Linked DNA regions of Homo sapiens: region 1 is linked to region 2. Evidence: chromatin contacts called from ENCODE Hi-C or POLR2A ChIA-PET data. All regions are on one chromosome and are shown on one strand. The core of a region is the stretch at or near the end of the contact, and the rest is flanking DNA. Distances in the headings are between cores, read along the strand shown. Region 1 holds the start of DCUN1D1 (defective in cullin neddylation 1 domain containing 1). Region 2 holds the start of MFN1 (mitofusin 1).

What was found. Hi-C counts contacts between places; a loop is a spot of excess contacts on that map. ChIA-PET counts read pairs that join two places held with the same protein, here RNA polymerase II (POLR2A). Pooled maps may share reads with other maps.
Region 1: a loop to region 2 is called in a pooled map, with 2.3 times the contacts of the local background. The contact joins the promoter of DCUN1D1 here to the promoter of MFN1 in region 2. A Hi-C loop is called at or near these places in 5 of 50 pooled maps. POLR2A ChIA-PET finds 5 or more read pairs at or near these places in 2 of 52 experiments (K562 and T-cell).

What each region holds. Positions count from the first base shown.
Region 1 is chr3:182,979,250-182,983,578 of GRCh38, forward strand. DCUN1D1 (defective in cullin neddylation 1 domain containing 1) reads right to left here and starts at 1,289. Exons shown (of 7, transcript NM_020640.4): 1 at 1,238-1,289. The coding sequence starts at 1,240. It overlaps LOC105374246 (a long non-coding RNA gene), which reads left to right and starts at 1,558. Exons shown (of 2, transcript XR_924771.2): 1 at 1,558-2,238. RefSeq lists silencers at 958-1,077, 1,138-1,577.
Region 2 is chr3:179,345,686-179,349,962 of GRCh38, forward strand. MFN1 (mitofusin 1) reads left to right here and starts at 2,024. Exons shown (of 18, transcript NM_033540.3): 1 at 2,024-2,125; 2 at 3,160-3,278. The coding sequence starts at 3,167. RefSeq lists enhancers at 1,733-2,262, 2,596-2,815 and a silencer at 2,316-2,475.

The DNA.
Region 1 (4,329 bases), core at 39-2,538, 3.6 Mb after region 2:
AACCATATATCCATACATGACAACAAAATACTGCCAAGCTGGAGGATGGGACTAGAAGTGTCATTCAGCAAAAATAAGACCAACTAAAAACAAAGACACTGGAGCATTCCCTTAACACAGGCGCGCACACACACCCTCCTCAAAGAGGCCTTTATGTTCCCCACGAGCAAAGGACAACAATATCATTTTTACTATTCATACAGTAACCTGCACGGAATTCAACTCACGCTCAGACTGTACAATGCCAAACAGCGCTTCTGAAACGCGAAGAGCGTCCAGCAGAGTCAGGTACTTAATTACCAAAGTAAACAACTCGACCACAAGGGTCTGCAAGCCTGGAGAGGACTTTTTCCCCCCCCCAAACAAAAAAGGAGAGTAACTTGACAAACTGTTTTAAAAAAAATCACAAATGGCCCTTAACTACTATAATAAAGCAATTACTCCTCCCACCCCCAAGCAAATAAAATAGGTGCTCGAAAGGGCGCTCGCTAGTCTGTGTTCCCTAATTTTATGAAATGAGAACAGGTTGCACTTCCGTACCCCCTCCCCCAAGCTCAGCAGTCTCCCATGTTTTCAGTAGAGAGGTAAATATAACCTCCACCAACTGGCCGGGGAAACTCTCCTTCTCCAAAAGCATGGGACGCCTCGAGAGGTGATGGAGAAAGGAAAAGGGCTGATACCCCGCCCCAAGCAAAACTGCCTGGGAGACTTGCGGGGTATTGGAGCCGGGAGCGGAGGAGGGAGAGGCGCGCCGGGAAAGTCTTTCCTTCTCCCCGGCCGGGCGGAGAGGGAAGCCCCGGCTTCGGGGCGGGGGGAGGCTACTCACCCGGAACCCCAGACCCCAGTCCCCGACCAGACACAATGGAGCCGGCAGAGGGGCAGGGGCAAGGCCGTTGCCCCCTCCCCTCCCCCCGCCCCAACGCCTCCCCCACCCGCGCCGGGCCCCGGCAAGGGGCACCGGGGCCGCTCCCCGCGCCCCAAACTCCCCGGGGCTCCCGACTAGGCCCGGCTCCGCTCCGCCTCCTCGGCTCTCGCGTAGCGGCTGCGCCCGGGCGGGAAGGGGCGAAGGAGGAAGGGAGAGGCAGGCAGGAGAGCCCCCGCCTGGGAGCGGGACGGAGGCCGCGGGCCGAGGCTCGGGGCTGCAGGGTCGCCGCGGGACGGAGGGCGGCCGGGGCGGGGGTGCGCGGCAGCGCCGGCCCCCAGCCGGCAGGGCGGGCGGGCGGCCGCAGTGCCTCACCATGTTGGTGTCCTCCAGGCCTCTCCCCTCCTCCTCCGGCTCCGCAGCGAATGGACGGCGGCGGCGGCGGCGGCTCCTCTCACGGGCTTGCCCGGCTCCCGCTCATGCGCAGTGCGGGGCGGCCCGGCGCGGCCCGAGGAGGCAGCCCCGGACCTCGGGGAGGCGGAGGGACGGAGGCAGGCGGAGGGCGCCCCGCGCGGGGCTTCCCCCGGGCGCGGGGGTCCCCCGGGGAGTGGGCGGGGGCGGGGGGCGCGGCGGGGGAGGGGCGGGCGACGCAAGCCCTCCGCGCGCCGACATCCTCCTGCCGCGCCGGGCGGTCTCTGGTGGGGGCGCCGGGGGACACCCCACCTCCGTTTCCTACGCGGTTCCTTCCGGACGACCACGGCCGGGTCTACGCAGGCTGGAAGCGGGCACGAGCGGCGGCGGATAAGTTGAGCAGCTGGGGGCGGCTGAAACGGATGGTTGAGGAGCTTCATCCATCCCAGACCTCCCCTCCCCATCAGTATCAAAAAAAGGGAGAAGATAGTGGAAACACCTCCCCCTGCCCCGTGTTTTCTTCTTTTTCCCCCCAATCTCAGTATCAGACCTACATCAGTTCCCTCGCGTGGGCATCCCAGGGGAGACCTTAGTCCCCCCCCTGCGGTGGCTGTCACTCCATTAGTGAGGACCAGGCTCTCCCCAGACCTGTCTACTGGGAGACAGTTGGGGTAACCCTATAGTGAGATGGGGTGGGGTGCACTGAGACCCAAGGCCGGGCTGCGGGAGTCCAGGTTGCCTGCCTACTGCTAGCTCTCAGTATCCCCTCAGTTCGGCCCGCCCAGGATAAGTTTCGGGAAGCAACTACACATTTTTTCACTGAGGGTCTAGTCACGCAGGGCGGACAGTCCAGGTGTGACCTGCCCTGGGCGTTAAATCAACTGAGGCTGAGGAGCACTAGGATTCTGAGCTGAGGATCAAGTGGACAAATTCGTGCTGCAAGGAGGACAGAAGACTCCTGTGGAGTAAGTGGTCCTTGCCCTTCAGAAATGTAGTATCCAGTTGGAGAGATAAGACACCTTCACACAGGAAGGAAATAAAACAGCTAAGAAAGCAAACTCACTCAGAAAGTCACATCTGAAACTGTACCAAGAGCTTACCTACGTTTCAGAACAGGACCCACCTGAGTAGACCCGTTATCACCATCATCACCAGCACAGGCATTAAACGACCAGATCAACCCTATAACTAATGAATTTGTTCTTACCAAAACAACAGAACTTCTTTGGTAACTCCCAAAGGCCTCCTAACTTCCTGGAGCTAGCCATGTACTGGGAGCGCCCAGCGCTGTACCAAGGCAGGTTTCTGGCGGCCACAAACCGTTCATCCATTCTTTCCCCCAATATTTAAAGAATGCATGTGAATGTGCCAAGCTCCTTGCTGGGCTCTGGGTAAATAGTCCTGCAAGGAGAAGCCAGATCTGCCTCATGCAGCAAGCCTGAAACTGGACTACATCCACGGAGGTTCTCCAGGAATTCACCTAGCTTTTGACCTAAAGTATTAACACCTAGGGCGTTAATGAGGAGGATTCACTGTATCTCTTACTCCAATCTGTTCTACTCCATTGAAATAATCGTTTGTGGGTTTTCCTAAGCTCTACCAAGGTACAGGCCTTAGTTATTCTAATTGACCTCTCGCCTGCGTTTGGACACTTCCTCCTTGAATTTCCTGTTCATTTTCCATGACTCCACCTTCTCCTGCATCTCCTCTTTACTCTGACCACTCTCCTTTGCTGGCTGTACTCAATTTAGGCTTTCCTGACCATTCCTGAACGTCCTTCTGTATACAGCCTGTGTCACGCTGTCACTCACATTCCCACGTCAACTACTGCCCATATCAAGAGGAATCTCAAATCTTGACTTCCAGTCCCCAAGTGACAGGCCTAAACACTCATTCTGGTCATTTCACAGGTCCATCAAGCTCACCAAATCTAAAACTTTATCCCCAAACCCACTTTTCCTCCTGCCTTTTATCAAATCATCCAAACTAGAAATCTAAGAATCATCCACCACTCTTCCTGCCTCATCCCCTTACTCCGCATCTCACCAGTTTTCCCTCCTAAATGACTTTTAAATCTGCACCCTGCCTTCTATTTCTTAGCCAATTCTTTTTGTTGTTGTATTTTTTTGTTTGTTTTTGAGATGGAGTCTAGTTCTGTCACCCAGGCTGGAGTACAATGGCGCAATCTCAGCTCACTGCAACCTCCGCCTCCCAGGTTCAAGCGATTCTCCTGTCTCAGCCCCCACCGAGTAGCTGGGATTACAGATGTGTGCCACCATGCCCAGCTACTTTTTGCATTTTTAATAGAAACAGGGTTTCACCATGTTTGTCAGGCTGGTCTCGAACTCCTGACCTCATGATCTGCCCCACCTCGGTCTCCCAAAGTACTGGGATCACAGGCGTGAGCCACCGCGCCTGGCCAGCCAATTCTTTATCATCTCTCCTCATCAGTAACTTCTTACCTAATCTTCCAGCCTCTACTCCTTCTCCACTGCTCCATAGTTGTCTTTCTATAATGCAAATGTGAATTTGTCCGTAAAATTCTCCAAGAGCTGCATAAGCATGAGCCTCTGGAATGGCATTAAAGTTCTCTCCTCTGATCTATCCATTCCCATTGCCATTTTCCACCACCCTCCACCCAAATGCACCTCATATTTCAGTTTTCACAAACCAAGACTGCCATACCTCTGCATGTTTCCTTGCTTTCTCCAATTCTCCTATCCCTGGCCTCCTAGCTAATACTGACTGAGCCCATGACACATACTAATTTATGTAATCCTCACTGCGACACATACTAACTCATATAACCTCACTTCTACCCTATGAGCATGCCCAGCTATTACGCCCATCCTACAAAGGGGAAAATGGAAGCACAGAGAGATTAAATAATATGCCTAAAATTCCCTAGCTAGGCCAGGCGCAGTGGCTCACGCCTGTAATCCCAGCACTTGGGGATGCCAAGGCGGGCAGATAACTTAAGTTCAGGAGTTCGAGACCAGCCTGGCCAACATGGCGAAATCCCATCTCTACTAAAATTAACCGGGCATGGTTGCGCA
Region 2 (4,277 bases), core at 774-3,273:
ATGATCCACACGCCTCATGATCCAAACTGCTGGGATTACAGGCGTGAGCCATCGCACCCGGCAAGATTAATCTTTTCGTTAAACATGTAATAGAAAGTTACCCCGAAAATCATCTAGACCTGGCTAGTTTTGAATATGTGGGAAACTTAGCCTATTCGAGTTTTCTATTTTTTCTCGGTCTAATTTTGGTATTTGATGTTTTCCCAGATTTTATACTTCATCTAAGCTTTTCAATTTGTTGGCATTTATATATATATCTATAGTTATTCTCCCCTTAATTTGTGTCCTTTCATTTTTTATGTTCTTGAACAGATTTGGCAGTGATACATCAAATTGATAATTTCTTTCAAATAACGTTAGTTTTTGTTAATATCTATGTTGGTTTTAGCGTTTATATTTTAATTCTTTTCCTTCTTTGTGTTTACTCTCCTGGCTTTTTGGTAATATGTGTGTTCCACACACACACAAAAGCAATGGATTAAATTTCTTATTACTTACTATATTAAACATTTAATTACCGTGCTATAATTTATAGCCTGTAATATGTCACTCTTGCTTTAAAATGCAGTAATTATATTAAATATAATTATTAAGTACAGAACTAATAAAAGGATACCATCATGATTTTTAAAATTCAAACAGAGTAAATGTTCCCTTTGAGACTACCTATGCTCAGAACTGATGGATTAGCTGGCACGACCCAGACCGATAAACTGGCTCATCTGACCTAGTGTCCCCCAACCCAGGAACTGACTCGTGCAGAAAGACAGCTTCCACTCCCTGCGATTTCATCCCTGACCAATCAGCACTCCTGGCTCAGTGGCCTCCCCCAACCCACCAAATTGTCCTTAAAAATTCTGCTCCCCAGTGCTGCTCGGGGAGACTGATTTCAGTAATAATAAAACTCCAGTCTCCCATACAGCCGGCTTTGCGTGACTAAGTCTTTATTTGCAATCCCCCTGTCTTGTATCAGTTCTGGCTAGTCAGCGGGCAAGGTGAAGGCTTTCCTTGGGCGGTTACCATCCGAAGCTTTAATTTTAAGTATAATGGCAAGCTGTTGGAAAGCTTTTTTTTTTTTTTTTTTTTTTTTTTTTTTTTTTTTGAGATGGAGTCTGGCTCTGTCGCCCAGGCTGGAGTGCAGTGGCGCGATCTCGGCTCACTGTAACCTCCGCCTCCCGGGTTCAAGCAATTCTCTGCCTCAGGCTCCTGAGTAGCTGGAACTACAGGCGCCCGCCACCACCACGCCCGGCTACTTCTTGTATTTTTAGTAGAGACGGGCGTTCACCGTGTTAGCCAGGATGCTCCCGATCTCCTGACCTTGTGATCCGCCCGCCTCGGCCTCCCAAAGTGCTGGGATTACAGGCGTGAGCCACCCCGCCCGGCCTGGAAAGCTTTTTAAGTTCGGAAAGTAATACGATCTGGATTTCTTTTCTTTTATTTATTTATTTATTTATTTGAAAAAATGTCTCGCTCTCTTGCCCAGGCTGGAGTGCAGTGGCACGATAAATCACAGTTCGCTGCAGCCCCGGGCCCAAACAATCCCCCCGCCTCAGTCTCCGAAGTAGCTGGGACCACAGGTGTGTGCCACCACGCCTCGCTAAGTTTTTAAAATTTTTTTAATTTTTCATTTTTTAATTTTGTAGAGACGGGGAGGAGGAAGAGGGTCGGGGGCGGGGGGGGGGGCGCCTCCCTATGTTGCCCAGCCTAGTCTCGAACTCCTGGGCTTAAGAGATATCCCACCCCTTCGGTCTCCCAAAGTGCTGGGATTATAGGCGTCAGCCACCACCATCATTGGAAGCTAGCTAAGCCTAGGCTGGGCAGATACTTGGACACTTTGAGGGGAGAAGGGAGGGGAAGAAGTTGGAAGGGGGAACGGAAAACCACTCTCCTGGTAGCAGTCTCTGCCCACAACAAACCTTGCCTTCTGCCCTTAAGGAAAATGGCGCCTGGCATAGATGCGCTTCCGGCCACGGAGCCAAACAGAACAGAGGAGGCAAGAGGCCGGAAGTGACCGCCCTTTGCCACTCCCCCTGCCTCCTCTCCGCCTTTAACTTCTCGGGAAGATGAGGCAGTTTGGCATCTGTGGCCGAGTTGCTGTTGCCGGGTGATAGTTGGAGCGGAGACTGTGAGTGCCGGCTGCCTCGACAGCACGTTTGCGACGCTCGGAGTGACCTTCGAGCGACTGGGGACCGGGGGCGGGAGTCGTGCATGCAGCGTTGTGTGACGAGGCGCCGCCCGCCGCGGTCCTGTGGGAAAGGAGAGAGCCAGCTGTCGGGCGAACGGGGCTGGCGGCCGAGTCGAGCCCACGGAGCCCACGAGGCCGTGCTCGGGGGTGGGATTGGGGGATCCGGACCTAGACGGTCGTGCGCGGGGCGGGGGTGGGCTCTGGCCCTGACTCCTGCGCCCGGTGTGGGAAGGTGGGAGGCCTTTTCTAAGGCAGGTGTTCACACCGGCCGGACCGGGGCGTTACCCCCACCCGGCTTTTCCCACGCAGCTCCTTCGCGCGGTCATTTCTTGACTCTCTGGAAGAATCCGCCTTCTTTATGGCCACTGTTCCTTTCCATGTACACACCAGGATTAGACCGTGATTGTTTGTCTTTGGTGTCTTTTTCTTGAGAAACCACCTATGCTTTCTTAAACTTATAGTCCTTGAAGTTTCTGGTACTTTGGCTGGAAGCGTTAATGCCCTCTTGAAGCCTTACCTTTCTAAATGTCAGCCTCACATTGTGATCTTAGAATTTTATTTCCTCACTCTGCATATCCACTCCTACTCACCTAGAGCTTCAGGTTGAGAAACTTAGTAACTTCCTTATTGTGTGTGAATTTGGCTTCGCCTCACTAACCCTGTTCCCTGATGTACTTTAGAGTCACATGCAGTGACAAACTTAGTCACAATTAGTTTCGTCTTCACCAAAGGGAAATTGAGTAGAAATTGCAACCAAGATTTTGGCTAATAGATTTCACTTATTTTAGTGAAATATCATTCAAAAGTCGTCTCTAACTGTCTGACTAGAACACTCCCAAAAAAGAATTACCTAAAAACATTTTGCCAGCATAATTTATTTCATTGGGGAGTTGATGAATGTCACTGGTGTGTCATCAGTTTGCATGTCTATCATCCACTTTAGTTGGTGCTTTTCTAACTTTATCTCCCTCTAGTAGCATAATGGCAGAACCTGTTTCTCCACTGAAGCACTTTGTGCTGGCTAAGAAGGCGATTACTGCAATCTTTGACCAGTTACTGGAGTTTGTTACTGAAGGATCACATTTTGTTGAAGGTTAGTTCTTCTTAAGTTTTTAAAGTAATTACTGTTGAAAATATATAAAAGTGCTTATTCTTTCAACGTTAGTTATTGAACACATGTATAGGGCATTATACTGTATACTATGAGAAGTACCATAATGAATAAAACCCCTTTCTAACCTCCAGAAGGGGAAAATTAAATGGTATTAATAACAACTAAGAACTTTAGTATATTAATAGCTCATTTAATTTTCATCACCACTAGGTGATGAGAAATAGCTATGTTAATAGTTCATTTAATTTTCATCACCACCATCTGTCATTTTAAAGATGAAGAGACGAAGTCAAAGAAAAGTTAAACAGTTTGCCCAAGATCACACAGCTAATAAGTGCCCAGACAAAAAATCAGGCAGTCCACATTTAACCATTATACTTGTCTCCTCCCCAATTTAGCAGTTAAGCCAAGACCTCAGACATATCTCATTCTCTCAAATGAGGCTGAATTGCAGTGGAAAGGGGGAAAAAGGAGTTTCATAACTGTTAAAGGTGATGAGGAATGTCATGTCTTACTAGGGAATACTTCTTTTTTTTTTTTTTGAGACAGAGTCTTGTCTTGTTGCCCAGGCTGGAGTGCAGTGGCATGTTCTTGGCTCACTGCAGCCTCCACTTCCTGGGTTCAAGCGATTCTTCTGCCTCAGCCTCCCAAGTAAATGGGACTACAGTGCACGTGCCACCATGCCTGACTAATTTTTGTGTTTTTAGTAGAGACAGGGTTTCACCATATTGGCCAGGCTGGTCTCGAACTCCTGACCCCATGATCACCTCTCTTGGCCTCCCAAAGTGCTGGGATTACAGGTGTGAGCCACCACACCCGGCCAGGAATCCTTCTTTGGAGATAACTGTTGAAATTTTTTCTGGTTCTTAAGATTATGTACCTCTCGGCCAGGCGCCCTGACTCACACCTGTAATCCCAGCACTTTGGGAGTCCAAGATCGGCAGATTACCTGAGGTTAGGAGTTCAAGACCAGCCTGA